Linked DNA regions of Homo sapiens: region 2 is linked to region 1. Evidence: chromatin contacts called from ENCODE Hi-C or POLR2A ChIA-PET data. All regions are on one chromosome and are shown on one strand. Each heading gives the region's core, a stretch centred on a gene start or an enhancer-like site at or near the end of the contact. The rest is flanking DNA. Distances are from core to core; before and after follow the strand shown. Region 1 holds the start of ZNF317 (zinc finger protein 317). Region 2 holds the start of ICAM3 (intercellular adhesion molecule 3).

The links. A loop is a pair of places that touch in the nucleus more often than their neighbours do. ChIA-PET counts read pairs that join two places held with the same protein, here RNA polymerase II (POLR2A). Pooled maps may share reads with other maps.
Region 2: a pooled map shows a loop between it and region 1 (5-fold over the local background). The contact joins the promoter of ICAM3 here to the promoter of ZNF317 in region 1. A Hi-C loop is called at or near these places in 6 of 50 pooled maps. POLR2A ChIA-PET finds 5 or more read pairs at or near these places in 2 of 52 experiments (BJ and HEK293).

The regions. Positions count from the first base shown.
Region 1 is chr19:9,138,747-9,141,928 of GRCh38, reverse strand. It overlaps ZNF317 (zinc finger protein 317), which reads right to left and starts at 1,532. Exons shown (of 7, transcript NM_020933.5): 1 at 1,337-1,532. RefSeq lists enhancers at 1,510-1,719, 1,770-1,869.
Region 2 is chr19:10,338,138-10,345,535 of GRCh38, reverse strand. It overlaps ICAM3 (intercellular adhesion molecule 3), which reads left to right and starts at 5,912. Exons shown (of 7, transcript NM_002162.5): 1 at 5,912-5,997; 2 at 6,588-6,854. The coding sequence starts at 5,922. RefSeq lists enhancers at 4,314-5,061, 5,062-5,809, 5,903-5,952, 6,173-6,272, 6,558-7,306.

The DNA.
Region 1 (3,182 bases), core at 283-2,782:
GAGGCTGAGGCAGGAGAACCGCTTGAACCAGGGAGACAGAGGTTGCAGTGAGCCGAGATTGTCATTGCACTCCAGTCTGGGCTACAAGGGTGAGACTCCATCTCAAAAAGGAAAAAACAACAACAACAACAAAAAACACTTTATTGAAAGGCATTAAAGAAGATGTAAATAAATGATGTAAATCAATTAACTGCAACTCAATGGCATAAAAACGACAATATTCCCAAAGTTCAAATATAGATTCACCACAACTTGAAAACAAAAGTCCAGTATGTGGAATTTGGTGAACTGACTAGAATTTAAGCCATGACATTCCTGAAAAAGAATGGCTAGGTGTAAGTACTTCATCTACAAGATATTTAGAAATCTCTAAATTACAAAGGTGTGCTTGAATCAATACAGAAAAAGATTGTTTCCAAAAATACTGAAGCGCCTGAGTTCATTCACAAATAATTACCAAAATTTAGGAAATATATTTTCTGGAAAAGATGTATACGCAGTCAAATCCACGGAGACAGTATTGGTGGGAGAGGAGGATGCAGTTTAGAAGAGGCACACAGCTTTCTGAGATTTAATAATCTCTTTCTTGGCCTGGTTTGTAAATTCGCTTTACTGTTGTCCTTTTAAGTGTGTGTAAGTCTGCGTGTGTGTGTAATCATACTTTTTTTGCATGTATGTCCTATTTTCCAGTGTTAAAATATGTGCATAGGAAAGGACACACCACAAAATAAGACGGTAAAATTCAATGGAAAATATTAATAATCACGATAAGTATAACTGGACTAACTCAAGTTAATTAACAAAATGTTGAACTGAATAGTAAATATACATATAGGCTATTTACAAGAGTCCACTAAAATTAAAATAAATAAAAAAGTGCAACCAGAAGGTCTTAAATTAAAAATATAAAAGGTACTCAAGGTAAGTGCTAATAAGAACACCAATGTGCTGACATTCACGAGATAAAATTGACTACAGCGCAGAAAGAAGGTGATTTCTCCTCGCGATGTCCAAATCCTGACGCCCCCCAATCTCCTGAACTGCCCCCAAACTCTTGAATTCACTTCAGCCGGGCTTTTCCGCCCCCACCAGAGACTTAGGGCTTTTCAGGATCAGGTGACCAATGCTTCTCTCATCACTAGCTGCAATGGTCCAATTTTATCCTTCGCGTCCCCAGCTTTTCATATCGCTGATCGCGAGATCTAAACGCACCCCTCGTCTGGATGCCTAGCTCTTTAGCCCCCGACCCTCGTACCCTCTTAGTCCTCACCGCCAGATAGGCCTCCCGTGACCCCTGGAACTGAGGGGGAGAAGGGTTAAGGAAAGCAGGGCTTACACGACTGGGAATAGGATCGGGGGAGCGGAGGTGACGGAAGCCGCCGCCGATGCGAAGAGAAGTTCATACGGGAGGTCCAGTCTGGCGTGGGGACACGAGGGGTCCCCAACAGGCCGAAAGAATTCGCCGCTGACCCCTCCTTGGCCCATGTGTCTCGGGGCAATCGACTCCAGAGAGTAATGGCTTCCGCTTCACTGCCGCCTTCCAATTCTCGCGGGACTTCATTGGCGGCGTCTAATACGGAAGCGGGGCGGAGAGGATGCTGGGAATTGTAGTTTTGAAGTTTGGATTGGCATGGCGGCCGTGCCCCGGTGGAATCTGACGGTCCAGCATATTTCTCCAATTTCTACTCAAGACTCAAATTTTCAACCACAACCCACAGCATTTTGTAGCCATCGTAGTGGTAAAGGTTGAATCAGGCAAGAATTGTCATCTACATGACACAACTGGGGGACATTTGCATGACGAGCAGAATATTTGAATTGCCTTAAATGCCTCTCTATAAACTGCTCGTATGTTGGAATGGAGAAAAAGTAATAGAAATTGTACAGCGAAGAAATTGGACAACATCTGGACCAGGTGATCAAATCAATATCACCAGTGAGGGTCAGATGGAGACCACGTGCCTCTGAATGACACCTTGGGAAGGGCGTAAAATCACCATCACCTGTGTGGTGTTCATCCTGCATATCTGCTATTTTGTATTTTTTGACCCACATCTTCCCATTTTCTTCCCCAACTGCCTCATTCTTTATTTCTGTGTATTTGAGCTGTCTCTCTTGATTAAAAAAAGTTCCTCATGTAAGTGACGTCATGCAATATTTTTCTTTTTGTGTCTGGCTTATTTCACTTAGCGTAATGTCCTCCAGGTCCACCCATCTTGTGATAAATGTCAGGACCTCCTTCTATTTCAAGGTTGAATAATATTCCGTTATATATATTATATGTTTTATACAATGGAATATATATTATATCATATTTATTATAATTATGTATTATGTGTATTATTACCGTATATTATATAATATATGCTAAAATAATATATGTATGTATGTTATATATATTATGGAATATATATTATATATAATATATATTATTTTAGCAGGAGGAGTCTGCATATACAAAATTCCAGAATCAGGCTGGGTACAGTGGCTCACACCTGTAATCTCAACACTTTAGGAAACCAAGGCTTCCCATGTAACCAGTAGGGGCAGAATTATATAGGCAGGAGAGACAGATGGTTAGTATTATCCAGGGCAGGTATTATAAAAGACAGAGAGAAGGAAATTTGAGGTTTTGGAAAATATATTATTGAGGGGATGGACCATGGTGCGTATATATATATATACACACACATATAAAATGTATGTATGGAATATATATGGATATAAGATATTCATATATAATATATAATCTATATTACATAACGTAATATATATTTCATAATACATAATATATACACCATAATATATAGCATATATACATATAATAATACATATAATATATAATATGTATTTCATATAGTATATTATATACATATATTACATATAATATATTACATGATATATAACATAATGGGAATATCTATTATGTAATAGGTATATATTTATATACAACATATTATATTAATATTTAATATAATATGAAATATATATCAATATTATATGATATTAATGTTGACATCATATATAAATACAAAAGAGATAGAATATTATTCAGACTACATAGCTGCTATTTTGTATTTCGTATTCATGTGAGCATCAATGGACATTCAGGTTGTTTCCGTAACTTGGATATTGTAAATAATGCTACAATGAAAATGAAAGTGCAGACATCGTTATGAGGT
Region 2 (7,398 bases), core at 4,663-7,162, 1.2 Mb before region 1:
CTGTAATCCCAACTCTTTGGGAGGCCAAGGTGGGTGAATCACCTGAGGTCAGGAGTTAAAGACCAGCCTGGCCAACATGGTGAAACCCCTGTCTCTACTAAAAATACAAAAATTAGCTGGGTGTGGTGGCGGGCGCCTGTTATCTCAGCTACTTGGGTGGCTGAGGCAGGAGAATCACTTGAACCTGGGAGGTGGAGGTTGTAGTGAGCCGAGATCGTGCCACCGCACTCCAGCCTGGGCGACAGAGCAAGACTTAATCTCAAAAAAAAAAAAAGAAAAGAAAAAATTGTTTCCTCATAATCGTAAAGCTGTTATACTCACTGCAGGCACAGCTAGTACATTTTGCTCAACCCCACAGGCTCCGTTCCCTTTACGAGGTATTTATTTATTTATTTATTTTTATTTTTGCGACGGAGTCTCTCTCCTCTGTCATCCTGGCTGGAGTGCAGTGGCATGATCTCGGCTCACTGCAACCTCGGCCTCCAGGGCTCAGTCGGTTCTTGGGCCTCAGTCTTCCAAGTAGCTGTAAGTACAGGCATGCGCCACCACGTCCGGTGAATTTTTTGTATTTTTAGTTGCCATGTTGGCCAGGCTTTTACTAGCTATTTATAATATGCTTGAGTCACTCACAGGAATGAAATACTGTCAGCATCAATAGTTAGCAGCTCTTTCAAAATACATTTTATTGCCTCTATAAGAAACCTTAACTATTCTATTAGTCCAGTAATTCCAAATGGTCTTATTATTTCTTGGGTTTTGTTTGTTTGTTTGTTTGTTTTTGAGACGTTGTTTCTCTCTTGTTGCCCAAGCTGGAGTGCAATGGTGTGACCTCGGCTCACTGCAAACTCCTCCAAGGTTCAAGTGATTCTCCGGCCTCAGCCTCCTGAGTAGCTGGGATTACAGGCACGAGCCACCATGTCTGGCTAATTTTTTGTATTTTTAGTAGAGACTGGGTTTCCTCATGTTAGTCAGGCTGGTCTCGAACTCCTGACCTCAGGTGATCCATCCGCTTCAGCCTCCCAAAGTCCTGGGATTATAGGCATGAGCCACCGCACCTGGCTCGTCTTATTATTTCTATACATAATATATGCTCTTTTGGCTGGGCGTGGTAGCTCAAGCCTGGTGGCAGACGCCTGTAATCCCAGCTACTTGGGAGGCTGAGGCAGGAGAATCGCTTGGACCTGGAAGGCAGAGGTTGCAGTGAGCCAAGACTGAACCACCTCACTCCAGCCTGGGCAACAGAGTGAGAACCCATCTCAAAAAATACTGATAATAATAAGATCATCTTCAGAACTCAGTTCCTGGTGCATGAAGAGATTCAATACAGCCCCCTCACTCTCAGTTCTTAGAAAGAAGAATATGCCAGCCTGACCAACATGGTGAAACCCCCGTCTCTAATAAAAATACAAAAATTAGCTGGGTGTGGTGGCGCACGCCTGTGATCCCAGCTACTCAGGAGGCTGAGGCAGGAGAATCGCTTGAACCTGGGAGGTGGAGATTGCAGTGAGCCCAGCCTGGGAGACAGAGCAAGACTCATTCTCAAAAAAAAAAAAAGAAGAAGAATATGAAAGAGATAGGATCAATAACTACCTTCATTGTTTAATAGCCTAAGAGTGAAAGCCCAGCACAGTGGCTCACCCCTGTAATAATCCCAGCACTTTGGGAGGTTGAGTTGGGAGGATCACTTGAGCCCAGGGGTTCGAGAACAGCCTGGGCAATATGTCAAAAGCTCCTCTGTAGAAAAAATACAAAAATTAGCCGAGTGTAGTGGCACACACCTATAGTCCCAGCTACTAGGGAGGCTGAGGTGGGAGGATCACCTGAGCCTGGGAGGTCAAGGTTGCAGTGAGCCATGATTATGTCACTGCATTCCAGCCTGGGAGACAGAGCCAGACCCTGTCTCAGGAAGAAGAAGAAAAAAAAAAAAGCCAAATCTTTTTATCCCAGGATGTCTGAAAAGGACAGAGTCTATGGAGCATGGATGCAGAAAAGTAGTTATTCCTACCAGAAAAAAAAAAAATGAAATGTGGACACAGCCACTCAAGATCAGAGACTCAACCAGTGAAAGCAATTAGCTTCAATTTCATTGTCACCAGGAGGGCGCACACCAGAGAACCTGGGAGAAAGCCTGGGCTAGAGCCCTTAGCATTCTCAGTGTTACTGGTGCTGTGGTTCAACAACCTTTGTGGGAATGAGGAGAACCAGAGACCATCACCATCACACGTAAAAAGGATCCTATAGCAACAATGTGGCTGTCAAAAATCAGCTGGAGGCCAGGCGCGGTGGCTCACGCCTGTAATCCTAGCACTTTGGGAGGCCGAGGCGGGCGGATCACCTGAGGTCAGGAGTTTGAGACTAGCCTGGTCAACATGGTGAAACCCCGTCTCTACTAAAAATGCAAAAAATTAGCTGGGTGTGGTGGTGCATGCCTGTAATCCCAGCTACTTGGGAAGTTGAGGCGGGAGAATCACTTGAACCTGGGAGGCAGAGGTTGCAGTGAGCCCAGACTATGCCACTGCACTCCAGCCTGGGTGACAGACTGAGACCCTGTCTCAAAAAAAAAAAAAAAATCAGCTGGAGCTTAAATTATACATTGTTTGCAATCCAGACTGTACTTGCTTTCTTGTCAATGGCTTGAGATATGTGCAGAGGCCCCTTAAACATGTGTAGGTGACCTTTCTCTGTCGCCCAGGCTGGAGTGCAGGGGCACAATCTCAGCTAACTGCAACCTCCACTTCCCGGGCTCAAGCAATCCTCCCGCTGCAGCCTCCTGAGTAGCTGGGACTACAGGTGTGTGCCATCAAGCTTGGCTGATTTTTTTGTACTTTTTTTTTTTTTTTCGAGATGGAGTCTCGCTCTGTCGCCCAGGCTGGAGTGCAGTGGCGCAATCTCAGCTCACTGCAAGCTCTGCCTCCCGGGTTCACACTATTCTCCTGCCTCAGCCTCCCAAGTAGCTGGTACTACAGGCGCCCGCCACCATGCCCAGCTAATTTTTGTATTTTTTTTAGTAGAGACGGGGTTTCACCGTGTTAGCCAGGATGGTCTCGATCTCCTGACCTCGTGATCCGCCCGCCTCGGCCTCCCAAAGTGCTGGGATTACAGGCGTGAGCCACTGCACCTGGCCGATTTTTTGTATTTTTAGTAGAGACAGGGTTTTGGCATGCTGCCCAGGCTGGTCTGGAACTCCCGACCTCAAGGGATCCGCCTGTCTAGGCCTCCCAAAGTGTTAAGATTACAGGTGTGAGCCACCACGCCTGGCCCAGAAATACTCTTTTTTTTTTTTTTTGAGATGGAGTCTCACTCTGTTGCCCAGCCTGGATGGAGTGCAGTGGCGCGATCTCGGCTCACTGCAAGCTCCGCCTTCTGGGTTCACGCCATTCTCCTGCCTCAGCCTCCCGAGTAGCTGGGACTACAGGCACCTGCCACCATTTTTTTTTGTATTTTTAGTAGAGACGGGGCTAATTTTTTTTTGTATTTTTAGTAGAGATGGGGTTTCACCGTGTTAACCAGGATGGTCTCGATCTCCTTACCTCGTGATCTGCCCGCCTCAGCCTCCCAAAGTGCTAGGATTACAGGCGTGAGCTACCACACCTGGCCCAGAAATACTTCTTTATCAGAAATATTACTGGCGGGTGTAGCAGGGCACGCCTATAATCCCAGCACTTTGGGAGGTCGAGGCAGGCAGATCCCTTAAGCTTAGGAGTTCAAGACCAACCTGGGCAATATGGTGAAAGCCGTCTCTACAGAAAATTAGCCAGGCACAGTGGTGTGTACCTGTGGTCTCAGCTCCTAGGGAGGCTGAGGTGGGAGGATCACTTGAACCCAGGAGGCTGAGATTGCAGTTAGCTGAGATTGTGCCCCTGCACTCCAGCCTAGGCGACACGGTGAGACTCTGTTTCAAAAAACAAAAAAGAAATATGACTTATTTACAAATATTTCTTTCTTTTTTATTTTTAGAGACAGGGTCTCACTATTACGTAAGTATTATAAATTATATATATATGTTTGTTTGTTTGTTTGTTTTTCTGAGACAGAGTCTTGCTCTGTCACCCAGGCTGGAGTGCAGCGGCACAATCTCCACTCACTGCAACCTCCGCCTCTTGGGTTCAAGTGATTCTCCTGCCTCAGCCTCCTGAGTAACTGGGACTACAGGTGCCCGCCACAATGCCCAGCTAATTTTTTATATTTTTGGTGGAGATGGGGTTTCACTGTGTTAGCCAGGATGGTCTCGATTTCCTGACCTCGTCATCCACCTACCTCAGCCTCCCAAAGTGCTGCTAGGATTACAGACGTGAGCCAGTAAGTCCGACATCTTTTTTTTTTTTTTTTTTTTTTGTGGAAACAGGGTCTCACTGTGTCTCCCAGGCTGGAGTGCAGGGGCACAATCTCGACTCACTGCAGCTTTGACCTCCCAGGCTCAAGCGATCCTCTCACCTCAGCCTTCCAAGGAGCTGGGACTACAGGCACCAGGCCCATGCTACTGGTCCCTGCTGTTTACAAATACACTAGACTTGGGTTTTAGCTGCTCTCTCAACACCAGGTGGGAAATGGATTGTTCGGAAGGTAGAGGAATAGAGGAGGGACCTGCTTAGGAAGGTGGGGGTGCTCTAGATGAGAGAGGAGGTGCTGTGACCTCAAGGTCTGGGGAAAGTGGGTGAGTGCAGGGCCCCATCAAGGCTCTCAACAAGGCCTCTCTCTCTGGAGCTCAGATGTGAAGCCCAGAAGGCAGGTCAGAGGCCTGAGGTCAGAGGCAGGTCAAAGGTGGGGGTCCCACCTGGTCCCCTTGGCGCCTTCCCTTGGAATGCAGTGACCAGCTGCCTGGAAGGGTGGGCAAGGGGACAACAGGATGGGGTAAAGGCCAGTTACAAGTAGAATCCTGGAAGGCCGGGCGCAGTGGCTCACGCCTGTAATCCCAACACTTTGGGAGGCCAAGGCGGGCAGCTCACTTGAGGTCAGAAGTTTGAGACCAGCTTGGCCAACATGGTGAAACCCCGTCTCTACCAAAAAGTACAAAAATTAGCCGGGCGTGGTGGCACATGCCTGTAATCCCAGCTACTCGGGAGGCTGAGGCAGGAAAATCGTTTGAACCCGGGAGGCAGAGGCTGCAGTGAGCCGAGATCCCGCCACTGCACTCCAACCTGGGTGACAGAGTGAGACTCTGTCTCAAAACAAACAAACAAAAACCAAGTAGAATCCTGGATAGACAGTGGCTCAGGGACTCAGCTGTCCCCAAATCACCTACCTTAGCTCTTTGTGCAGGGGATGGGGGATCCCCAAGATCTTCAAAGATAGGGAGGTATCCTCAAGATCTTCAAAGGTGGCCAGGCGTGGTGGCTCACGCCTGTAATCGCAACACTTTGGGAGGTCAAGATGAGAGGAGGCCATCTTAAGGCCAGGAGTTCAAGACCAGTCGGGGCAACATAGCAAGACTCTGCTTCTGTTTCTGTTTTTGTTTTTGTTTTTTAATGTTTCCTCGAAATCCCACCTTAACATCTACACAATGGTGCCTACAGTTTTCCCCATTAACTTCCTCTCTGGGGACAGAATATTCCCCTACCCACCTAAGTTCAGCCAGAAGGAGATGCCTCATCCCCCCCACCCAGGCTTCCCAGTGCTGAGAACAAAAGAAACCAGTTTAGTTAGCATTTCCTGTGAATTCAAATGGGGGCCAGCAGTGCAACTGGGACCAGCCCATTCCCTGGGGGAGACTCAGCAGTGCTGGCCACTTTGCAGAGCCCCGTCTGGGTCCCCCACCCTGGCCCCCAAGGGCCACAGCATCCCCTTCCACCCACAGGCCTGGGCAAGGTGCAGTCCCCAGACTTCTGCAATCTTAACCGCTGTGCTTCCGTCGCAGTGGGAGGCCCCGCCTTTTCCCCTGCCTGCCCTTCGGGCACCTCAGGAAGGCACCTTCCTCTGTCAGAATGGCCACCATGGTACCATCCGTGTTGTGGCCCAGGGCCTGCTGGACTCTGCTGGTCTGCTGTCTGCTGACCCCAGGTGAGACCAGTCAAGCCGGGGAGGGCTGGAGAGGGCTGCGTTTTGGGGATCAGTAGAGGGTAGAGGAATAGAACGCAACGCTGTTCACATCCTGCCACACTGCGACCTGGCCGCTGACTCTGTATCCTCGGGAGAAAGTTCTGGTTCCTTAGTTCAGCCTTCAGGTGGTCAGGCCCCAGCATAGGCTTGTACGCCATCCCTCTCCCCTAACACACACACACACACCCCTCATGCTTCCTGCTCCATCTGAACTCCTGAAATTTGCCCTTTGCGTATGTGCTTCCCTCTGCCAGGATCACCTGTCCCTTTCACTTGCTAACTCCTACTTAGCCTTCAGTTTCGGGCTGCAATGGTCCCCGCTTCCAGGAAGCCTTCCCTGACTCACCTCCTCCTATGCTGGATCAGAGCCTCTTCTGGCCTCCTTCTGAGTTCTCCCCGGTCTCTGATGGATTCTACCTTTCCCACTGGACCATGAAGGCAGGAACCCTTCTGTCTCGGCACAAGGAGAGAGGTGTTAAATGGTGGGGCCTGTTGATGCGTGGGTTGGGGGACAAGGAAACAAACACCAGGACTTCTTCATGTTCCTGAAGGTGTCCAGGGGCAGGAGTTCCTTTTGCGGGTGGAGCCCCAGAACCCTGTGCTCTCTGCTGGAGGGTCCCTGTTTGTGAACTGCAGTACTGATTGTCCCAGCTCTGAGAAAATCGCCTTGGAGACGTCCCTATCAAAGGAGCTGGTGGCCAGTGGCATGGGCTGGGCAGCCTTCAATCTCAGCAACGTGACTGGCAACAGTCGGATCCTCTGCTCAGTGTACTGCAATGGCTCTCAGATAACAGGCTCCTCTAACATCACCGTGTACAGTGAGTCGACGTGTCCGGAGGTGGGACTGGTCTTGGGTAGTGGTGTGGGCAAGTGGCCAATGGCTCAGGAGAGTGGGGACCCTCAGTTTGCAAAGAATGGACCACAGTTCTGACCCAGAGCTCAGACCTGGACATTTGTGTGTGAGATACAAAGATAGACAGAGACAGAGACACAGAGACAGAGACAGAGATATAGAGACGCATCTCAATCTCATGCCAAGGCAGCAGTTGTGAAATCAATTAACTTGGGCCCCAACAAGCATTTTTTTTTTTTTTTTGAGACAGAGTTTCGCTCTTTTTGCCTAGGCTGGAGTGCAGTGGCACGATGTCGGCTCACTGCAACCTTCGCCTCCTGGGTTCAAGTGATTCTCCTGCCTCAGCCTCCCGAGTGGCTGAGATTACACATGCACGCCACCACACCCAGCAAATTTTGTATTTTTAGTTGAGATGGCATTTCACCATGTTGGCCAGTCTGGTCTTGAACTCCTGACCTCAGGCGATCCGCCCACCTCAGCCTCCCAAAGTGCTGGGATTACAGGCATGG